Regions from separate parts of the Homo sapiens genome. Here region 1 is linked to region 2. The links are chromatin loops, found by intact Hi-C in ENCODE. Cell type or tissue: transverse colon. All regions are shown on one strand. Links, peaks and the distances in the headings refer to the core of each region. The heading gives the core; the rest is flanking DNA.

Region 1 (12,404 bases), core at 2,254-10,253, 49 kb before region 2:
CCTCCAGCCTTAAGGCACCTACTCTGGGCGCTGTTCTTAAACCCTTTCATATAAAAACCACCTACTCATTTTACAGGGCTCATATTAAGTCACTTCATGGAAGTCTTCCTTGGACCCTTTGACTATAAAATGCCCCTTTGATTAAACAACTCATATTTCTCTATACTTTAATCTTTAGTACTTATCACGATGCAACGAATTATGAATTTTGTGATTATTTGTTTAATTTATATTTTCTACCATGATTTATTGTGAGCTCTAGGAAGTCAGGGGTTACATCTAGCCTACTTAGCACCGTATACTCCATGTCTGGCATTTAAAAACTACTTACTGAGGCCGGGCACAATGGCTCACGCCTGTAATCCCAGCACTTTGGGAGGCCGAGGCAGGTGATCACGAGGTCAGGAGTATGAGACCAGCCTGGCCAACATAGTGAAACCCCATCTCTACTAAAAATACAAAAATTAGCTGGGCGTGGTGGCGGGCACCTGTAATCCCAGCTACTCAGGAGGCTGAGGCAGGAGAATTGCTTGAACCCGGGAGGTGGAGTTTGCCATGAGCCGAGATTGCACCACTGCATTCCAGCCTGGGAGACAGAGTGAGACTCCATCTCAAAAAAAAAAAAAAGAAAGAAAGAAAGAAAAAACTACTTACTGAAAGAATGAACTCTAAAGAAAAAAAACAGCAAAAGACATGGATACAAAGAAGAATGTTTACTGAACTTTTACTGTACAAACAGTTTCCAAGGGAACAAGGGGTATCTCCCAAATGCCTAATCCCTAGGATCCTCAGTAATAATGTTTTGTTTTGTGGTTTTTTTTTTTATGAGAAAAAATTCAGGGAAGAAAAGAAAAAGAGCAAAAGAGAAAGAAGATTAATACTAATACTTTATAGAAATTTTCAGGCAAATACCTAAGTAGCCTGTTCTTAGAAAGAACATTCCAAAGTGCATCTTTCTTTACAAAATTCTAAATATTCATGAATAAATCAGCTACCGTCCACAGGCACAAACACATTAAGCTCTAAAATCTAGGCAAACAAGAATATAACGGAAAAAGGATGTCATAGAAACGCATGGAAAACTGTGGTACCCTATGGGAGAAATATTGTCAAATGTATAAATCTTGATCTCACCTTCAAAAATATGGTCTTATGTAAGACAGCCCCTATCTGTGACTGTCCATGTACAGAAGGAATACATTTCTCACCAGACCTTTCCCACATGAGGATCCAGCCACAGCACTCATAGAAATGGCACACCATTTGGCTGTGCTATACAGCTTTCAAAAGGGCTCTATGAACATTTGGTTTCCCCTTTTCTTAGAATTCACACCCATGTTCAGAAATAAGGACATGCAACTAGAGGCCATGAAACTGCTAAAAATTTAGTGGTTAGTTTGTTTCTTCTATGCATGTGCCAAGAACAGGAAAATCAGAAAATTGCACTGACAGAACACAAAGTAGATGGGCTAGCCCTGCTAGATACTCAAAATTTTTTATTTTTCCCTTAAAAAAAGCCTCCATTAGTAGCATCGACAAAATATTATGCATCTCCAGATACAAATATAATTTATTATTACAATATTATCATATCGACTGATTGCAAAGATTTGTCTTAAAAAAATTAAAAATGGCCGGGCACAGTGGCTCACACCTGTAATCGCAGCACTTTGGGAGGTTGAGGTGGGCGGATCACAAGGTCAGGAGATCGAGACCATCCTGGCTAACATGGTGAAACCCCATCTCTACTAAAAATACAAAAAATCAGCCAGGCATGGTGGTGGGCGCCTGTAGTCCCAGCTACTCGGGAGGCTGAGGCAGGAGAATGGCGTGAATCTGGGAGGCGGAGGTTGCAGTGAGCCAAGATCATGCCACGCACTCCAGCCTGGGCGACAGAGAAAGACTCCATCTCAAAAAAAATAAATTAAATAAATTAATTAAAAATAAATTATGCACTTTCTAAAGACCTACAGACCTAGTATATATATAAGCCAAACATGATGGGAAAAGCGTCAGGGAAAATGCAACCTGGTCTTGCTATCTATCTATCTATCTATCTATCTATCTATCTATCTATCTATCTGTCTATCATCTATCTATCTATCTATCTGTCTGTCTATCATCTATCTATCTGATGACTATTTCATTTACTGGATTCTTTTTGAAATATTCAATATCAGGAATTAGGAAACTATGGCACAAAGGTCAAATCCAGCCAATCTATTTTGTAAGACCCTGGCAAGCCAAGAACATTTCTACCCTGTTTAAGAAAAATGACATTTGAGTAATAAATATTTATTAGAACTTTTTCAGTTCTAAAGAGAGGCATGCCTATGTAAAACTGAGAAGCTTCTAGTTTCGCTCGTGATATAGATCTATATGTAATCAAATCTAGTTTCATACTCTTCTTCATCTGACTCTTAAGTCCATAGTTTGCAACATGGTATCTGATTACGGGACTGAATTCTGTAGTGTTCCACATTTCCCCAATATGTTTATAAAGTTTTGGGCAAAATGAAACTGTTTTTCTTTCATGACTAACATCTTTCTTGCTCTGATAGTGGCTCTGGCTATCAAAACAAACACAATGGGAAAGCCTGAATTTGTATCCAGTTAACCGAGCTGATGTCTGGGATTAGTGTATTCAGGGACTGTGTCATCTGCATCTAATTTCCTTTTCTTCACTAAAAGCAAGTTATAGAATAAAAAACTTTATTCTGCCAAATATAACTAAAATTCTAGTGAAGAGAATCATAGAGATATAAAAACAAATCAGGGTGACTGCTGCCCTTGCAACATAACTATGGGACAGAGGAATCACTGGAAAGTTTCAAAAGAGCATTAGTTATTATTGCTGCAATCTATCTAGAAAATAGTGAATTCACAGCAGCCACATTAGAATGAAACAGACACAGAACGGGGAAAATGGGTCTCCACAATTTTGTTTCATGAATTTAGAGTTAGGGAAAGAAAACAGAGTCATGAAACAGATAATTATTTCATTTACTGGATTCTTTTTGGAATATTTGATATCAGGAATTAGGAAACTATGGTACAAGAGTCAAATCCAGCCAATCTATTTGGTAAGACCCCAGCAAGCTAATACCTTTTTTTTTTTTACAGTATTACATAAAGCTGAAAAAATCAAAAGAAGAATATGTTACAAGAAATTCCAATGTCAGTGTACATAGTTTTACTGAACACAGCCATTTGTTTATATAATGTCTATAGCTGTTTTTGCACTACAATGGTAGAGTTAAGTAGTTGTGACAGAGACCATATGGCCCCCAAAGCCTTAAGTATGTATTTACTATTTGGCCTTCTACAGGAAAAATTTGCCAACCCTTGTCCTATATAAATCAATGTAGAATCTGGTTTAAAATGGCAACTTGTGGAAGTGTTCAGTCAGGGGGTGGGGGAGACAGACGTGGGTTCAATTCTGAATTATAGCATTTATCAGACTGCAAAACTGGGCAAGTAACAACCTTTCAGAGCCTCCAGGCTTCAAGTATCCCTTTTGCAGGGACAGTAAGGACTGAAACCACCTGCTGTTACACTCATCAAACCATGCACCTCTTTGAGGGCTGGGTCCACATAAGAAGAAGTACCTTCTAATGTATTTGGATAAAAGTGCACTGAATGTTGGAGGTATCTTCCTGTTCCTCAGTTTTCTCATCTGCAAAATTAACATAATCTGAACAGCCTCCTCTTGGATTGTGAGTGCTAAATGAAGCCATAAAGGATTTAGCACATATACAGCAGAGCTGAACACAGCGTCTAGCACTTAATACTTGCTCAGCAAACAGGTTCTTGGTATTGTTATTGCAAAAGAGTCAGAAGACCAGTGATTCCAAGAGAAAAAAAAGGACATCTTTCCATTATGTTTTTAAAAGCAGAGATCCATTTTAAAGATCTTTTGAGGAGAGATGAACATAAAGGATTGTCTAAATACAAACCCTCCTCAGACTCTAATCTTAAATCTCTTAAATCTAAAACTTAGTTTCCCCATTTTAAACTAGATATATGGTTACTTTCAATCATTCATTTAGGAAATAATTTTGGAGCACTTGCTCTGTGTAAGGACCAGTTGTGAGAGACGGGCAATAAGCACAGCACAAGCCCTGCCGTCAATGTCTCAAGGCTGGTAAGAAAGGCTCAGAAGCAAACAGGAACTCACAGCTCAGTTCCTAAGGCCTCAATAGGACTGAGCCCTGGATGTTCCTGAAGCATACAGAGGAGCTTCTTTATTTGTGAGATTTTAACAAGGACTAACCAATGACTACAATAATAGTGTTCTACTTTGTTTGGCTTTCAAATGCCTGAGCAAGTAAAAAGCATTATCCTCACAATGAGCAATATCGCTAACTGCATTTCACCTGTTCACCATATGCAAATATGCCTGAAAGACTAAATATCATTTAAATCCAAGGTCCAGGTATTCATCATAGTATTACCCACTATACTCTTCTATTTTCAATAGATATTTCATACATAAATCAGCAGGTGCATCTCATCAGCGCAAGTCTCACTTTTCATATCTATGGAATGGTAATATCACTACCACAGGCAACAGGAATTTGAGGTTAAATACAAGGCAATGGTTAAATTTAAGGAGGAAAAATAATTTTCCTATAATTACTGTCAACCTGAAAAATTGAATTGTAGTATTTATTATCCTGTAATAACTAGTGGAATAATAAAAGTCATAAGAAAGAGAAGGCTTCAAGTCATCAGCCTTGGCAGACACGGGGAGATCACCGGTGACCCCTCGGACATTTTCTCAGCCCTGGCTCACCTTGGCCTCTCCCAGGCATGTACTGCTGCCCTCTCTTCACCTTGGAATTCTATCTTCCTTTGTCTTCTTCACTCGGTGTCTGGTCTTCCCACGTCTTAAGCAGTTCTTTCTCTTATTTCTTCACTTACTTTATTCATCAAGACAGCCTTACCTATTTCTTCTGCTTGATTAAACTTTAAACTTCAGTCAAATTGGATTTCTTCTAACTGTGGGTCTTGGATCTCCCTTTTCTTTAAGAATCTACTTTTAAAAATTTGTGGCCGGGTGAGGTGGCTCACGCCTGTAATCCCAGCACTTTGGGAGACTGAGGCGGCCAAATCACAAGGTCAGGAGATTGAGACCATCCTGGCCAACGTGGTGAAACCCCGTCTCTACTAAAAATAAAAAATTAGCTGGGTGTGGCGGCACACACCTGTAATCCCAGCTACTTGGGAAGCTGAGGCATGAGAATTGCTTGAACCCGGGAAGCAGAGATTGCAGTGAGCCAAACTGGCGTCACTGCACTCCAGCCTACCAACAGAACAAGACTCAGTCTCAAAAAATATATATATATAAATAAATAAATAAAAACTTGTAATCACAAAATATTTCTCCGCCTTTTGAAAAGCATTTAAATCTCCTTTAACTCTCAGCAGTTTTACAGACCTTGGAGGACTGTCTTTCTCAAGGCCCTGGGAGCCATTCCTTTGAGATGTAATCATCAAGGGAGATAGTGCCCCTATCACACGGTCTCTGTAGAAGCGGAGAAACCTAACATCAGTGGTGCCTTGCTCCAAGTTTTAGCACTACCTCCTATTAGGAAAGTAGGAGAAAGTTTACTTTTCCTTTAGGTAAGGTCAATTAGCAGATACTGGTGGCCTATAATTCCCACCACCCTAGCTTTGAAAATTCTCCAACCTTTTGTTTCATCACAGGTAAATTCACTCTTCCCTCTTGCAACAGTCTTGACAAGGTCTTCTTTTCCTGTTTAATTTTGTCCAGTGCATTTTTGTCTTTGACTCTATGTATTCCTCCCCACTTCAAAATGACATTAACTCTAAATTGTCCCATTTTTCTTCCCCTTCCTACAACCTCAGCAAAAGCAAAACTTAAATTTTTACTTCCAGCCCTGATCACTCACGAGATGTGAAGCTATAGCTACAAGTACCTGCTTGACATTGCCAACCTCACTTACACAACATGTCTACAATGAAAATTCTTCTGATCTCCAGATTTACCTCTCGCTTTGGATGTTTCCAATGGCAGCATCATTCTTCCAGCCCATGAGATTCAATATTTTGGAATGAAACATTCCCCCATAACCACCAGTAAGTCACTTTATAATATGGATTTCTTCATTAATACAATTTATATGGCTATTTCTAGGACTATTTCTACCACCATCAGTCAATTTAGAAACTAAAGTTTTATGCCTATATTCTAGCATTTGTTTCCTAAAAGCTTTCTCTGTGCCTTTTCTTTTCCTGTCCTTTCTCTTACATGTCATTACTAATTTAATCTTCCCAAAATAGTATGTTTCACCATCACATGTGTGTCCAAAGCTCTTTAAAACCATATTATTATTTATTGGAGTCAGACCTTGTGATTTCTCAAGGCAATAAAACCTGAAAAAAAAAATCTGCTCACATAAACTTGCCAGCTAATAATTCTGCCAAGTAACAGCATACAAGGAAAAAGAGAAAAGAAGAGAAGAAGCAGGAGGAGGGAGAGGAATATGAGGAAGGAAAAGAAAGGACTGAAGGACTAGGGAGAAGGAAGGTGGGAGAGAAGAAAGAAGGAAGGATGGAATGAGGGAGGGAGGGAGGGAAGGAAGGAAGGAGAGGACAGGAAAGGAAAGGAAAGGAAAGGAAAGGAAAGGAAAGGAAAGGAAAGGAAAGGAAAGGAAAGGAAAGGAAAAAGGAAAGGAAAGGAAAGGAAAGGAAAGGAAAGGAAAGGAAAGGAAAGGAAAGGAAAGGAAAGGAAAGGAAAGGAAAGGAGGGAGAGGTCGGTCCTGACAAATGAAGTGTATTTCCTCAATCAAAGGATATTTTAAAATTAAAATAGGACAAAGAACAATTTTAAAATAAAAGAATTCTTTCAAGTTGAATAAATCTAATAATATGAAAAATATAATCCATTTTCTTTCCTTTTTTCATTTCAACACCGTAGAGTTTGGGAATCACAGCCTGTAGGATGAACTCTAAATTCAATTCGGTTTCTTAGGTTGTTGATAATCTGGTCTACATTTTCTATTTCCAAGAATTCCTTCCACTTATTTCTACTCCAGTCAAATGCATCTCCTCTCAATTTCGTCAACACATCCCCACCCTGTTTGCTCTTTCTCTATAATATGCTCCCCATCCCCTTTCTTTGCTGACATCCTAGTCTCCCTTCAAGGCCCTGTCTGTCTCAGTTCCTCCACAAGCATAAAACCTTTTTCTGGTACTCTTTCCCTTCTTGCTCTAAGCTCCTGGAAGCCACTATTTCCCAGTAAATATTATGTGAAATTTTGTTGCCTAATTTATTCCATCCATTTGTCAACAACTAACAGCTCCAAAGTTTGTACATCCAATCCAGACCTCTCTCAGAACTCCAGACTTGCATATTCAGGGGCCTGACATTTCCACTGCGATGTCCAATAGACATCCCTCATTCAACCTCACCACAACTGAACTTCTCTTTGCTCTGAAACTGCTGTGCCTGATGACAATTCATCCTTCTATTTGGCAAAACCACAGTTGCTTTTGCATCAACCTAATAGTTGCTCAGGCAAAAACACTTGGAGCTATTCTTAATTTCTTTCTTTATCTCACATCCCACACCTAATCTGTCTAGGCATCCCATAAACTTCCCCTGTAAAATATATTCTAATTCAACCCTTCTCACCATCTCCAATTTGATCACCCCAGTGGGGCTACCCTCCTCTGGGTGGGGAAGGATTCCTGCATTACTGCAATAGCCACAGAATTGGGCTTGATGTTTCCACGTTTGCTGCTACTCGCAAAGTCTGTTTTCATACAGCAGCCAGAGTGATCCTTTCAAAACAGTGAATCAAATCATGTCACCTTCCAAGGTCTTCCTGTTTCACTCAGAAGAAAAGCTCAGGTCCTGACAATAACTATACACCCTACAGGATCTGCCCTGCTCCTGCCACTCTCTCTTCCTTATCCAGAGGCTCCCACTCTCCCTGACTACTTCCATTCCAGCACACTGGCTGGTTGCTCTTCTTGAAACTTGCCAGAGACTTGTCACCTCAGGCTTTGCTCTAGCTGCTCCCTCTGTGTGGAGCACTATTCCCTCAGATGGTCTGCAGGCCTCACTCCCTTACCTTCAAGTCTTTTCTCAAAGCCTTCCTTCTTACGGAGAATCATCTTGACCCCTTCTTGACTGTTACAGCTTGCTCCTTTCCCCTTACCTCATCATTGACACATCAATGATCATTTTTCTGAAATCTCCCCACTCTTAAACCATCTTGAGTCATATTACCCTCACTCAGGAGCAAGAACTAGAAAGTCTTCCTTAAAGCACCAACCTATACATCCCACATGAGTCATTTAGCCTCAGCATCCTTGCATGTGAAAATCATGCATTGTTATAGGATAGGAACAAAGACCTGTTTTCCTGCTTGCATGGAAGAAAGGAAGAAAAAGACAGTTTGTAGGTGTAGAATAGGAAGAAGGATGAGGAAGGAATGCCATTTCAGTGAGCTAAACACTGAGAAACTACAAACCACAAATATTTGTAATTTCAACCACATCCTGAGGGACCAGAAAACCAGCAAACTGCAACATCCACAAAATCTACAAATTGCAACATGCGCTAGAAATGGGAGAAAAAAAACCCTCCCCAAAAAGCACAAATACAAAAACAAAAAACCTAGCTATTTTCAAAATAGAAGTAGCTGTTGGTAAAGACTTATCCAAGGAGTTAAAAAGTGACCCAAGGGTCCATATGATGTGCCTTTTACCTGAAGCATTGTCTTAAAATGAGAAATGCAACTACCTCTATACAGATAACATTGAATTGTTTTGTTTTGTTTTCTGTTGGAAGGGTATCTCTCGAATTAGTAGATCAAAATCAAAATATAAAACAATGAAACCGTGAGATGTGAGAAAATGTTTAGGTTTAGGATTTTGGTCTTTTGGAGGGCAGGAATTTTTCTTTTTTTGCTTTGATTTACATATTTTTTACAAAATATATTTAGAAATAATAACCATGTGGTTGGTCCTGTTTAGTGCTGCCCGTTTCCACGTGCAATAATATAATATTGAAACTTTCTATAAATCCACAAAATTAAATAAAAGGAAGAAAATGTCTACTGAATGGAGCTTATATTTCAAAATACTGCATTTAGGTAATGCAAATCAGTAATCTCAAAATATATATTCGATGTGGTTACAAATTAAGATAGTATCAAGCTGTCAAAGTCAACTTCCTCATTCAGAAAGCACCAATATTTTAAATGAACAAAATAAAAAAGTCACACATTAAAATGCAATAATTTGATTTCAAACCATGATAAATGTTTAGATACTGTAATCTAACCTTCCTAACAGAAAACATAATTTCTATATTTAATGTTTTAAGAAAAAAAGTGCTTCATTTGTAAATTATTATCTTACCTTATTTTGATTTCAAATATGCCTTTTAAATTCTATAAGTATGAAAATCAAATGCATACTACCTTAAAGTTCCTATAAAAGGGAGCTCAACATAAAAAAAAGCAATGCCACCCAAAACGAATTCTATACAAAATTTTTCCTTGTAATGGTCTCCAATGTTATTGTTTGCATCTCCTTTATTGTAGTATGCAACAACACCAAAGATCCATAGATTATTTCTGGATGGAATTGCTTTTAAAAGATAATCTTTGTGCAAACTTTTACTTACACATTCTGTGGCTGTGACAATTAATGATCCTGAAATGACAGATTTTCCTCCATTAAAGCTCACTGAAACATCAAGAGTTCTGAAAAAGAAAAGAAACAATAATTTTATATACATTTAAAACCAGAGGAGTAGGAGATTTTTATTTCCTTATGTAATTCAAAACCAGCCAGAAAACATACTTAAAGAGTAAGGGTCTCAAACTCCTGACCTCAGATGATCCACCCACCTCGGCCTCCCAAAGTCCTAGGATTACAGGCATGAGCCACCGTGCCCAGCATGGCCAACATAGTGAAACCCCATCTCTAGTGAAAATACAAAAATTAGCCAGGTGTGGTGGTGGGCCCCTGTAATCTCAGCTACTCAGGAGGCTGAGGCAGGAGAATTGCTGGAACCTGGGAGGCGGAGGTTGCAGTGAGCCAAGATCATGCCATTGCACTCCAGCCCGGGCCGACAACAGCGAGACTCAGTCTCAAAAAAAAGGAAAGAGTAAGAGTCACAGCTTTTGGTAAATTATGCCAGCTTTTTTCTTCCTTAGTTCTAGTCTTTACTTATTAGTCAGGCAAACTTATTAAGTGGACTAATTGTTTCTTTACAAAGTAGTAACAGAAATACAGGCATTAAGAAATTTCTAAATCCAGAAAAATGCCAAGGTTGTTTCAGGTTCACAAAAACCTACAAAGAAAGAAAAGCTTTAGATCCCATTTAGCCTATTTCTCTGTCTCTAGGTATTACTACTAAGAATATAAAACTGGAAGCAATAAACCAGTCAAAAATAAAATATAAAGAAAGTGAATATGAAAGACAGCAACAAAGAAAAGAAAGGGAGAAAGATTTATTTGCAGGTATTTGTTGCAGATGGTCCAAAGATATTAAAATATCCCGACAAAGGTACAAAGAAGAGATAATAATTTTTGTCCCTGGCTAAGAAATATTATAGTTAAAATATAGTTCTTATTTTGAAAATATGATTTCAAATTATAAAACAAGTAATAATCATTAAAATTTCATTAATTTAGATTGATTATTTGGGATTAGCCTAGAGTTAGTAATTTTTTATTATAAAAATAACTAAAACAAGATATCAAAAGGGAAAAAAATGACAAGAGGGTTTGTATGGAAAGAGCTCTTTTCCAAAATAGTTTACAAAGGATATTATCATATAATTGGTTTGCAAACAAATCAAAGCCATCCATCCACAGGGTAGGCATGGTGGCTCACGCCTATAGTCCCAGCCCTTTGGAAGGCTGAGGTGGGAGGACTGCATGAACCCAGGAGTTTGAGACCAGCCCCGGCAACACAGTGAGATGCCCATCTCTACAAAAAGTAAAAATAAAAATAATTAGCCGGGCATGGTGGCATGTGCCTATAGGTCCAACTATTCAGGAGGCTGTGGCAGGAGGATCGCTTGAGCCTGGGAGGTTGAGGCTGCAGTCATCTCTGATTGAGCCACTGCACTCCAGCTTCAGCAACACAGTGAGACTCTGTCAAAAAAAAAAGCAAAAACAAAAACAAAAAACAAACTCCCAGAAACAATCTCAAGCTGTTGACAGAAAGGGGAGATAAGAAATATTATTCAGTTCTTACTATTGCCAGATGCTATCCTAGGCATTTTATGGGCATTATCTATTTCAACCCTTCACAATAGCCCTTGAAGTAAATAGTAGTTTCACAGTTTTACAGATGGGGGGCAGGAGGCCCAGAAATGTTAATTACTTTGCCCAAAGTAATACAGCTAGGATTCTAACTTTGAACTCTTTCCATCATATCAGAGAGGCTTGATTAAATGATGAAATCAAAGTCCTTAATGTGTTTTTTTTCTCAATGTGCTATTTGGTTTGGATTCATACAAGAAAGCTACTGGGAAGGATATTCCTGGCAAAGTTCAAGCTAAATTCAATCAAAATATAGAAATACTTCTATTAAAATATTTCTGTGTAAAGTATTTACTTCAAAGCATCTTGTTTAAAAAGATGGTTTAGCTAGGCTGGGCGCAGTGGCTCACGCCTGTAATCCCAGCACTTTGGGTAGATCACGAGGTCAGGAGATTGAGACCATCCTGGCTAACACGGTGAAACCCCGTCTCTACTAAAAATACAAAAAAATTAGCCGGGCATGGTGGCACGTGCCTGTAATCCCAGCTACTTGGGAGGCTGAGGCTGGAGAATCACTTGAACCCGGGAGGCAGAGGTTGCAGTGAGCCGAGATCACACCACTGCACCCCCAGCCTGGGCGACAGAGCGAGACTCCATCTCAAAAAAAAAAAAAAAAAAAAAAAGATGGTTTAGCTAAATCCAGAAGAGAATAAGAATTCCGGATGTTTACATCTAATTAACTATACTTCTGAACTATTCCAACACAGAAGGCCAAGTGGCGTATTAAGAAAGAAAACTTAAACCTAATTGCTCATTCTGAAGAAATGGGTGCCTTGTTTTGTTTTTTTAATGACTAAGCATAATCAAATAAAAAATTGTCTTCCCTAGTTCTTAATTCCTCTACTTTAAAGAATGTGGCCTGAATCATCTGACATGTTGGCATGGTTTTATTTTTTGGAAAGATAATTTTCATTCATAATAATATGTGATTCTTGCAGGTAATCTTACTGATTCAACTTTAAGGGATCAGTAGACATTGACTGAAGTTGTTTATAATCTGACAGTTAAAATTCACCAGAAACGAACAAGTTCTCTAATTAATGAAGGAAACATTCAAACTTTTAATGCTTAAAAAAATGAAATGAGAA
Region 2 (12,404 bases), core at 1,866-9,865:
TTCTCCATTCAGTTCAAATCAGCTCACCATTGCTGCTGAGTCCCAGACAACACCAGCACAAGACTTTAAGCTAAAGGAACTTCCCAAACGTGGATTCAAGGTTTTTTTTTGTACAGTCAGGTATCTGCTAGCTTATTACACTGGAAGAGAGACAGCAGTTTGCGGTTTTTCTATCTGTACCTATACCTGCACCATAAGATTCCAAGCTCCACTCAATCCCATCATTACTTTTGCAGCTGCATGATCCTAAGAGGAAAGTGCTCCTTTTCCATAGCCAAGAAAAACACATGTGAGTCCTGGCCTTGTACTCCCTTCAGGGTAACTACCTGAAGTCTGTCAGCCTCTTATCAATCAACAAGGTATCACTTTAGGGGAAACAAAGGCCAAAACAAGACAGGGCAGACAGATCTCAGACCCTTGAAGAATCCCAAGCAACTGAAAATAAATATTAAGTTTTTCAATTGGTAAACAGTTAACGGTGAAAAAGCAAAATAATGTGGTAGGTTAAAAACAGAAATCATTCATCCCCACTGTAATGTTAAAAAAAAAAGCCTCTAAATGAAAGCGAAAATGACTAAAATTTTAAGAACAAGAAGAAAGAAAGGTTATGTTATAAAGATAAGTTCAACTCCTTGAATTCAACATCTTAGAAGATCAGCTTCACTGAGTTTGGCTTTCAAGTTATGTCTTCAACTACAGGGAACAGCAATATTGAAACTACTTTGTATTTGTTGTGAAGCAGTTGTCAAGGATGCTGCTGTCATGACACGCATCGTCCCCTATAACATTTCAAAGCAGAAGTTTCTTTGTCACCCCCAAGTAGTTGCTATGTACTTCCTCTTTTCTGCACTTGACAACCATGCAAACTTATTTCTTGTCCTGACTACTGGGGAAGCCCACAGTAAATTTCTTACTCATTCACAAAATTCTGTTAAGTTCATGTGGTTATCATAGTGTTTCATCCCCTTTTCCAAAATTTTAGCACTCTTCTTTTTATATTTTATTAATTTTCTGCAACACTATTAATTTCTATGCAGCCTCAAATACTTTTTTGAAAGAGACAGGAATTGAACAAACAAAATGTTATATTAAAGCCCTGGTTTTCTTTAATTGAGAATTGGGGGACCAAATTCCATTATCAACTGGAGGGAAAAAGAGAAAGAGAGGAGGCACACAAACACCATATATATATATATGGTGTTTTCCTCGCTTTCATTTAGAGGCTTCATATATATTGGAGACAGAGTTTCACTCTGTCACCCAGGCTGGAGTGCACTGGCACAATCATAGCTCACTGCAACTTCAAACCCCTGGACTCATGCAACCCTCCCACCTCAGTCTCCCAAGTAGCTGAGACTACAGGCATATACCATTATACCAGGCTACTTTTAAATTTTCTATAGAGATGTGGTCTCACTATACTGCTCAGGATGGTCTTGAACTCCTGGCCTCAGGCAAGCCTCTCATCTTGACTTTACAAAGTGCTGGAATTACAGACTTCAGCCACTATGCCCAGGCTTGGCTAATTTTTTAATGTATGAAATTAGCACTTTCAGCTCTATTTGTATCTCCCTAATTTCTTTGCTGAGAAGGGCAGGGAAGGGAAGGAGAGGGGAGAAGAGGAGAGGAGTGAGGAAGGGAAGGGAAAATAGCCACCACAACTGCCATGCACTGTGCCATATCAGTAGCTTTTCTCTGAAACACTTTGGATGTGGAAGGTATGCAAGGCATTATAACTAAAATAAAGATAGACTGAAATCATGGTGTCATAAAACAGTCTGCAGGGAATCCTGAATTGACCAACTAACAATGAAGGCATAATTTTATTTTCAGTATCTCCTACTTTTTCTTTCTACGATGTGTCTGTACAGTACTTGAACTTTCCAATGCACATTGTCTTAACTTTCCAGATTTCAAAGCTCTTTCAGGATTTCAGTCAATGAGTCTACACTCATCTGTTGAGCATCTGTTGTATGTGAACACCGTGATTCTACACAGTGATGTGAGAATTCCTCACACTCAGTCCAGGGGTCACTCACATAAAGCTCTATATATGCACTGTGGTTCTCCACCCTGGCTGTACACTGGAATCATTTGAGGGGATTTTCAAAAGCTCTTCTGGACTCTATTTGAAGAGATTCTAATTCACATGTTTGTGTTGGGTCAGGGTTATCACTGGCCTTTGAAAACTCCCCAGAGTATTCTAATGCGCTGCCAGGATTAAGAACCTCTGATCTAACCTAATTTTAAAACTTTCTTGTGTTATTGGAATGCGTTTTGAATTACCTATTTTGCCAGTCATTGCTTCTGTATGAGAGTTTTGGGTAAATAGGATAATCTCTTAAACCATAAATAGTTTCTGGGATGGTATGGATGAAGATGTGCATGAGCTTATAGACAGAATAGAGATTAGTTCCAAGCTCAACCTTGTTTCTTCATTTATAAAATAGGAATATAAATATCTCCCCCATGGGGCCACTGTAAGGATTCATTACAGTATATTATTATAAATGTCCTATTTTGTTATTAGTTATGGTTGTTAATCTCTTACTGTGCCTAAATTATAAATTAAGTTTTATCATAGGTATGTATGTATAGAAAAAAATAGTATATATAGGGTTTGGCACTACCTGTTGTTTCAGTCATCAACTGGGGTTCTTGGAACAGATCTCCTTCAGATAAGGGGAGTCTAGTGTACCCCAAAATTAGTGGTTATCAGCAAAATTGATTGTTTCTCATGGCACTGTGCATTGAATGAGCAGTTCTCATGCTTCACATGCTGCCAGTTGAGCCACTGGAATGGCTAGAAGCGGAATGCCTTCACATGGTTAGCAAGTCGGTGCCAGCGCTGATACTGGCTGTTGCCTAGGAGTTCAGCTAAGACTGTTAACCAGAGTCTCGATTCTCCTCCACATGGCTAGGTTGGGCTTCTTCCTAGCATGGTGGTCTCAGAGTAGTCAAAGTTTTCATATGACAGATGGTTTCCAAGAAAACAATAGAGGAAACTACCATGCCTTAATAAATCTTAGGCCTGGAACTCAAACTGGCAGTTTCATGTTCATGTCTGCTGCATTCTATTGACTGAAGTAAATAAATCGTAGGCCTAGACCCAGATTTTAAAAAGTAAAAAGTGTGTGTGTGCCTCTGTGTGTGTGTGTGTGTGTGTGTGTATTCTATGCTTCATTGGAAGCCACCAAAGAAATAATCTACCACTAAAACAAAAAGCCTCACACACTCATGTTGTCAAATGCCAATTTATATAATTGCAGGAATACTATAGGTATTTATATCATAAGTAAATTATTTTCTTTACTCTCAATAGATTATTAGCCACAGACTTAATCTGCTTGAAATAAACAGTAATTCCAAAACAAAATGTAGCAATACATAAGGATTTTATGATAATTAGCCAATTACACAGCATCCTGAAATGTTTCTTTTAGGGTAAAATTTAATAGATTGAGTAGAATATGAAACGAAAATGTTCTCAAGATGTTATTTATGACTATACAAAATTGCTAATGATTTATAATTCACTTAGAATTCACTTAGAATTGTACTTTACCTGAGCTATTGCATATGAAGAATTTAGTAAAATATGTAATATATAGTAACTGCTCAGTAAACTTTGATACTTTTATTGTCTCCTTCCATTAATAAACCACAAAATTAACCTGAGTAAGAAAAATAGAAAAAAACTGTATGAAGAGAAATATGTTCATTCATATATACCTGCTCTACTTAACTGTGTTACTATATACTACTGCCCTACATACTGCTTAACGGATGAACCTCTAACAAGTAATTTGTTCTCACCAAGTTCCTCAATTTAAAAATTGTTTAAAGGTTTCAAATGAGTGAAAGATTTTTTCTAAAGACACACATTGCTATTGCTAATACATTCTAAAATCTTGGGAACTAATGGGTTTTAGCTGTATCTTACTATAGTCTATGTAAAATATGCTTATTGTTTATTTAACATGTCATTCTAATGCCAACATAGGCCAAGGCTTCTGTGGTCCAGAGTCCAGACCAGCAAATCCAAGGTAGCAGTCATAGATCCAGAAATATCTGCTCACAAAATACCCTGTACAATCTGAATTTTGTCAAAAATATTCTCCAATTTGGCCTGCACCTACCAAAATGTGGTACTCAATTCACACCTGAAGTTCAGGCCTGCTGCGTTTTGCATACTTTTACTCCATTTTCCCACTCACTGCCTTACTAAATCATGAAAAATCAACCCCTGCATTTTACCACTTCCGTGTGCCAGGTCTGTCTCCCAGGCATGAGTAACAATGTACTTAATTTTCTAGAACATGCTCATAAAACAGATGTGGGACTTCAGCGAAAGTGACTGCTAACATGTCCATCACTAAAATCTGAGTTGCTGCCCTGCCTGGACCCCTCAGGTTTAGCACAATGTGTGGCCAAAACAGACTTTTCAAAACAGGAGTAAATACTTGCCTAATGGAATTTTTTTTAGCTAACCCAACTATTGTCTCATCTTTTCACCCCCTCACTGGTTTTTAAGAATAGAATAAATTTAGGGAATGACGATGTTTTTGAGTTGTGACTAATTCTGACTGATTGAAAACTGGAGAAGGAGAACCCAGAGAGTGTGAATACAGTGCGGTGGTGAAGTGCTCATGCACAGCATCAGGCCTGGGTGTGAACCCTGGCTCTAGCTGCTTAGCTGTGTCACTTTGAGCATAGTCCTTTGATTTCTTTAAACATCTGCTCGAATCCTGATACATCATGATGAAAATAAGGATGGTGTCCACTGATAACTGCCAAACCCCATGTTAGCCTTGGCCTCCTTCCTATGCAATCATCAAAGCAACAGCAAGAAAAGAAAAATGAAAAAAAATGAAAAACTATAAATGAGAAAAAATTAAAAGGTAGTTAGTTGCAGGTAGGCGATAGAAGCAAAGAAATAAAAGTGAATTGATAAAGTTATAAATACCCATTGTGTTCTCTTTATGTGTAGAACCTTAGTTAGTCCTTCTCACACATTATACTTTTCTCAAGATTGCTGTATGGTAGGAATAATTCACTCTTATTAACTGGCCCAGGAATTGGGCAGCAAGAGGGTGAGTAATTTGTTAGAAGTCACACAGCTAGTATGTAGCTCCTATGCCTATTCCACCCAAGGTCCAATTCTGGTCCTTTCATTAACAAAAAACCTCAGGACTCTCCATAGTAATGGTTGAATATGCTCTATTCCTGAATGCTTCTTGTTTCCAACCTCTGAATTCCATTTTGATTCCAAGATAGTAACATTAATTTCAGCATTTTTTTTTATAAACAATACATTCTTGTTGAAATAAAATCAAACCACATATATATATATAAATTAAAATTGTGAAGGTTTTTTCCACCTTCAATATCATGCCTAAGACAGTGTCATTGTTAACAATTTGTTGTATGTTCTCTAGACTTCTTTTCTTGCATTTTCAATCACATACACCCCCCTCACCATATAAACAGTTAGGGATTTTGTTTTCTTTTTATTTTATAAAAATAAAATCATACTAAGAGTGTCTGCTACTTGCTTTTAAACTTAGTATATCTCTTATATGTTCTCTTGTAAATATGTACAGACTTTCCTATTTCTTAATAACTGCATAGTATTCCATCCAATGTATATGTTCTAATTTAATTATAGTATCATCAATTGATAAGCATTTAGATTGAATACAGTTTTTCACCATTATGTACAATGTTGCAGTATCCAATTTTGTATTTAGACCTACCTTTCCATGCTAATGCTAGTATTTCAGTAGGACATAGTCCCAAAAAGTAGACTTACTGAAAGGAACCTTCTAGACTTTTATAGATACTACCAAGCTTCCTCTAAAATGAATGTACCAATTAATAAGTTACTTACTGTATATAAAGAACAATTGTTCCACAAGTAAATTTTTAATTCAGCTTTTAAGAAATTAGAAAAAAAAATTCAAATAATAGAAATGTGTATATTGTCCAAAATTAATTAAGTGACTTTTCTATAATTTCCTACAAGTTTGCCTACGGAAGATTTTTTTCCCCAAGTAATTGATTATTGTGCTCAGGTCAAACAATTATAAGACATTTTCAGGCTGGGGGCAAGTGTAATGAAAGGGAGTCATAAATATTTATAACTGATTTGTAAGAGTAGGAATAAGAAAAATAGCAAATATAAGATTATTTATTATGTGGTATAATCACAAAAAAAGACAATCTATGATGGCAGCTAATAACTAAGGTTCTGAAGTCATATCAGCTCAATCACTCATTCAACAAATATTTATTGAGCATCTACTGAGCATCAGGCTCTGTTCTAGGTGTTGGGATACATGGGGGAGCAAGACAAATGAGGACTCCTGCTTTCATGTTTACATTAGAGTCATCAAGATAAAAATAAATTAACCAACAGAACCACTTGAAAATGTGATAACCAAATATAGTATTGTAAGAGATTACTGGGGAGGAGAGGTGGGGTTCCTTTAGACCTGCTGGCCAGGCAAGGCTTCTCAGAAGATGTGGCATGTAAGATGAAACCTAAATGAGGAGAACGAGCCAGCTAGGGGCAGATCTGCAGCAAAGAAAGAGCAAAGGTCCTAATGTGGAAACAAGCTCAGTCTGTTCAGGGAATGGAAAGAAGACCACTTGAGCTAGACTGTGCCACATGATGTTGCAGGAGAGGACTGGCTGGGGCACTAGGATGGGGCGTTTAGGCCTTTGGGAAACACTGGCTTTCCAGTCTAAGTGATGAAATTGTTTTAAGCATGAGAGTGGAATATCGGCTTTAACTTTAAAAGATTATTGTAGCCAATATACTGCTTGCAACTTGTTAACTGTGTGTGCTTGGACAAGCCGCTTTATCATTGTCAGTTTTGATTTCTTCATTTGTAAAGTCGAGGTAATAACAGTATCTATTACAGGAAGTTCATATGAGGATTAAGTGAAGCAATGCATGGAAAGTATTTTGCACACTGCCTGGTGCATAATAATTGTTCAATAAATGTTTTCAACTAAATCTCTGTTACAGTATTAGCATAATATTTAACAGAACTGAGCTTAATTCACTATCCCCAATTATGCAAAATAATAACTAAAAATACTTTTTAATTAGTCTTGATTCCAAATTCTCTACTGTTGAAAGGCTGGGTATTTCCATACTGAATCAACACTTGGCATTTTTCTCTTACCTAACCCTATAATACATCCCTGGGCTATTTATGTGCATGTGTATACCTCTACTCACACACACACTAGATTACTTATCTTTGTGTTACCCCAGGTTCCACAGTACTCAATGCATTGAATATAAGATAAGCAAGTCTTTAGGTAGGTGGGTGGGTAGGTGGAGGAATGGACTAACAGACATATGGAGGGTAAAAATCATGAGAGCAAGAGAAAAGAAGGCAGTGTTTCAAATTAAAGTATTTAAAAGAATAAGGTTTTTAAGTTACGAGTATATAAAATGCATAACATCATTTTTTGGCATGTTTATTACTTTATTCATGCATTTACATAGTACCGGATGCCATGCTGAAAGCATAACAGAAGACACAGCCCTACGGTAAGTATTTACTACCTTCTAATCTTGCCTCATCTCTACTAAGAATCTTCAGCAACACTCTGAGAAACATGAAAGAGCTACTTATTTACCAAGATTGTGAAGAATTATGAGTGCTAGAAACAAAATTGTGAAACCTGCAGTGCTTAACCTTTGGTTTTCTTTGCTTAACCTTTGCTTTCCTCACACACTCTGATCTATTTGTGATTGTAATATATAACATCAAGATTTTAATAGTTTATATGCAGAATTCCAATTTCTAGGCTTTGAAACAAAGATTCACAATAGTTGTGGAATCATTTGTTTACTGATCTGCATATAATATGCAAATTGTTTCTTCACACTTAAAAGTGTGTAATGGAGGAAAAGTGACCCTATATCCAAATATAGAGGACCACAGAAACTTGAGAAGTTACTGATTTAATTAAATAAAATTAGTAAAATAGCAATATAGAACAAGAAAATAATGTCCTTTATTGGAGGTTGTCCTATGCTATACAAAGGAACTTTATATACATTATCTTATTTTGATCTTCACAAAAACTCAAATATGGAAGATTTTATGTCCTGCACCTTATGGACATAAAACTGATACACTGTTATACAATTTGCCCCAAGTTTCCAAATCAGTCAGTGACAAAACTGGAACTCTAGCCTAGGCATTCTCAGTGTTATTTTCTGCCACCCCAAACTAATTAAAAATGCCACAAATAGTGAAATTTATTAAAACTTAAAGTGTTTATATTTAGGAAGAGACAGAGGAACCAACTATGTATAAAACAAGTTGCAAGTAGTGTTATTAAAATTCCTTTTGGAATATTATAAATCCTTTTAAGAAGGGCAATATTTTCTTTATGTAAGCATGATTCTTCTCTGATCATTAAAATACTGTATACTGCCTAGCTCCAGATGATAATAATAGTGATAAAGCCTTTATCTCTTGAAAACTTATATACCAGACTCTGTTCTAAATACTTCACATTCATCAACTTTCATTCATGTAACAATTTTATGGGGTAGGTATTACTATCATCATCATCATCATTGCCGTCATTATATAGATGAAAAAAGAAGAAGCATAAAGAGGTTAAGCAACTTATCCTTGACCATTTGGCTAGTAAATTGGAAAGCCAGGATTTACACGCAGGTAGATTTGGTCTAGTGACTCTTAGCTGCAACATTATGCTGCCTCTTTAAAGAAAGGCCTCTTCTGGTGAGGTGCAGTGGCTCACGCCTGTAATCCTAGCACTTTGGGAGGCCGAGGCGGACGGATCACGAGGTCAGGAGATCAGGAGATCGAGACCATCCCGGCTAACACGGTGAAACCCCGTCTCTACTAAAAAATACAAAAAATTAGCCGGGCGTGGTGGTGGGTGCCTGTAGTCTCAGCTACGCGGGAGGCTGAGGCAGGAGAATGGTGTGAACCTGGGAGGTGGAGCTTGCAGTGAGCCAAGATCATGCCATTGCACTCCAGCCTGGGCAACAGAACGAGACTCTGTCTCACAAAAAAAAAAAAGAAAGAAAGAAAGGCCTCTTCTGTAACCTATCTCAGTGTCTCCCCTATTAGATTCAACCAATGATGAAAGAAGAATCACTAACGTGGGTTAAAGATTTAAACCCCTTCCATGCGTATCTAAGCAATACCAATCTGGTCACCCAGTGACCTACACTTCATCTTCAAAGTGCTGAGGAACCATATGCAAAGTGTCTAGCAAAGAACCTGGCACAATGTTTGCAGCTATCAATGACTGAGAGTTTCTACAAGCCTGGCATGATGCTAAGTGTTTTTCTATATATAGGAATGCCATAAATGTTAAAATGGTTCTTTTTTTTCTGGATTGGCTAGATACAAGGCTGTTTCTTTGGAAATTAAGCTGGGCAATGGAGAAAATTTATTTTCATAAAGGCGAGAACTGTTAAATCACTGAGCATAGAAAGCTGCCATACACGGGTTGTGGACTACCATGGCTCTGGCTCCTGATGAGATTCATTCTCATCCACACAAGAAAGTAAGGAGGGCCATTATCCTCAGCAAACTAACACAGGAACAGAAAACCCAACACTGCATGTTCTTGTAAGTGGAAGCTGAACAATGAGAACACATGAACACAGGGAGGGGAACAACGCACACTGGGGCCTGTGAGGGGTGCAGGGGAGAAAGAGCATCAGGATAGATAGCTAATGCATGTGATGGGTTGATAGATGCAGCAAACTACCACGGCACACGTTTACCTATGTAACAAACCTGCATGCCCTGCACATGTATCCCAGAACTTAAAATTAAAATTAAATTAAATTTAAAAAGAAGAAAGAAAGGAGAAGTATCAATGGGAAGACAAGATCCTAGGCTGCACTCAGCATCTGCAGGGAGATTTTCCTCTCTAGGAAAAGGAAAACTAAAAGCACAAAGATTAAAATCTTATACGGATAATTTTCTAAATCAATTAAGTGAATTATAAATAAGTTCTCTCCCCCAGTTCCTTTAGATATTATGATTTCTTGACCTTTTCAAGGGAAAACTTAATTTACAAAAAACTGTTTTTACAGTTAACTTTTCAGAAATTCACATATCATGCAAAACAAAGTACACCAGCTTCCCTTGCTGAAACTACAGTTCAGAAAAATTTTATTTCAAAATAACAGGAAACCACTCATTCATTCATTCAACAAGAATTTATTGACCAAAAACTGGCTTACATACTCTGTTAAATAAAGTAGACATAAAAATGAAGAATAAAAGCTCCCTCCCACTATGGATCCCATTCTTTAAAACATGTCAGTGAGGTGGGGTGTGGTGGCTCACACCTATAATCCCAGAACTTTGGGAGGTCAAGGCAGGCAGATCTCTTGAGGTCAGGAGTTCAAGATCAACCTGGCCAATACAGTGAAACCCCCGTCTCTACTAAAAAAATACAAAAATTGGCCAGGTGTGGTGGCATGTGCCTATAATCCCAGCTACTCGGGAGGCTGAAGCATGAGAATTGCTTGAACCTGGGAGGTGGGGGCTGCAGTGAGCCAAGATAGCACCACTGCACTCCAGCCTGGGCAACAGAGAGAGACTCTGTCTCAAAAAATAAAAATAACATAAAATATATCAATGACTATTTCTAACTTGTCATTGACACTGTTTGAATGACACAGAAATGGTCATATGAAATACTGTGACATTGGTCTGAAAAAGACACCTTTTAAAAAACACTAAGGAGATTAAATAGATAGGTAGATAGATATAGAGATATATTGGTATACATATTGATATATACTAAGTTCCCTTATAAAGGTGAATATATTCAGCATTAATGGACCTCAGAGAAAGACCAGAAATCCAGGATGTCTACTGAATCTAGGAAATTATCCAAAAGGATCCATATCTTTCTCCCCCTCAATGTTCTTCAAATTCCTGGTTGATTAATATATTATATCTAAACAAGAAAAATGTAGAACTACTTACAGTAACAGAGAGGCCGGGGAAGGTAGGAAGTGGTGAATATACAACTAAGACAGGGATCTAGATTTCACTGCACATTCCACAGCCACTATAAATGATATTGATTTTCAGATTAACTGCTCTTTTATATTACTCATACCTCCTTTCCCTTCTATTAGAGAACTGAATTGTCTGTGCATCTGCTTGATTCCACTGAGAGGCCTGAATCACCACTTGGAAATATCAATCATGCCTTTAAAATTCATCTCTACTAAAAGCCTGCAGTGAAATGATAATGCACTAACCTGTCTCCAGTTAATGGCAAAATAATAGTTGCTTGAGAAGAAAACACAATGAAAGATAATCTCATTTCAGGGCTGCAAAATAAGAAAAGAGGCAGTTAAAACATTTTTAAAAAGAAATATTGATACGATACAGATGTATAGTTAGGGAGGTTCATTTAAAATTGGTCTCACTGAATGGTCCAGGCTTCTTTTAAATGACATTCCCTAAGTAAATAGACGAACTCTGCTTAACATTGTTGCATAAGTCATTTTGGATTTAGTCAACGCTTCCCAGCACTCACATACTCCTCCATGACCCATAAGGACTTGCATTTAGAGAGAGACTAACTGGAAAGATAAATTCTAAGCTGATGTAAAATTCTTTCGTAGAAAATTCCTCTTCCCTTGGTTTTCTACAACATTTCCTTTAAAGGTGGCCAGGCCCTTCAAAGTGATTATGGTTATCAACACTTATGGGTGGAGAGTACCCAGTTTGACTTAATGACCATAACTATGATATGAGTCTATAAAAAAGTCATCCTGAAGTAAGACTACTTAAAGAGTCATGGAAAATGTGAAAGAAACAATAAATCACTTTCTGCTTAGGCATTTTTTATTTTCTAAGTCTCAAACATGCTATTTTCCATTGGCAACAAGTGCCCCAGTCAGCTATATCTTTCAAGTTTTAGGCATGTCTCTCACAGAACGGTTCTTGCTTCTCGGACACTCTCTGCAACTACTACTAAGATTCAAAACTGAAGATATGAAACTAGAATCTATAAACTGAAAATCAGAATCCTCTCAAAGGCTTATACATATTTTAAAAGTCAGTCTCTTCATTAGTCACCCCTTATTCACTTCCTACAATGTATTGTTAGTAATTGAGCAACTAGGCTTGAGCCAGACAACTGTGTATTATAGAATTCCAACTTAAAAACCAGATCAATGAGTTAAGATAAGAGCTTGCTTCTTTAAAATGTTGTAGTGATGTGATTCATTGCTTTTGATCAAAATCTACATGACACCCTTTTCACATTGAAGGATTAAATTAGAAAATTTATAAACAACTGTCTGTTCTGCCTTTGACATTTAGGGACATAGGATCTTGTTTGTTTTTCTTTCCTAGACA

Evidence for each region. A loop is a pair of places that touch in the nucleus more often than their neighbours do. Peaks named below come from ENCODE experiments on the same cell type or tissue, not always from the same donor. Only the 100,000 strongest peaks of a DNase experiment are listed, where the experiment ranks them.
Region 1: it touches region 2 in a loop (2.5-fold over the local background); 9 of 110 quality-filtered maps call a loop at or near these places.

The regions. Positions count from the first base shown.
Region 1 is chr4:80,009,234-80,021,637 of GRCh38, forward strand. It overlaps ANTXR2 (ANTXR cell adhesion molecule 2), which reads right to left. Exons shown (of 17, transcript NM_058172.6): 11 at 9,665-9,743. Among named protein-coding and RNA genes, the nearest start is that of ANTXR2, 58 kb to the right of the region's middle. In transverse colon, for the core only: no CTCF peak of the experiment used is centred there; no DNase peak of the experiment used is centred there; H3K27ac peaks cover 4,869 bases.
Region 2 is chr4:80,058,140-80,070,543 of GRCh38, forward strand. ANTXR2 (ANTXR cell adhesion molecule 2) reads right to left here. Exons shown (of 17, transcript NM_058172.6): 3 at 11,297-11,368. Among named protein-coding and RNA genes, the nearest start is that of ANTXR2, 8.9 kb to the right of the region's middle. In transverse colon, for the core only: no CTCF peak of the experiment used is centred there; no DNase peak of the experiment used is centred there; H3K27ac peaks cover 445 bases.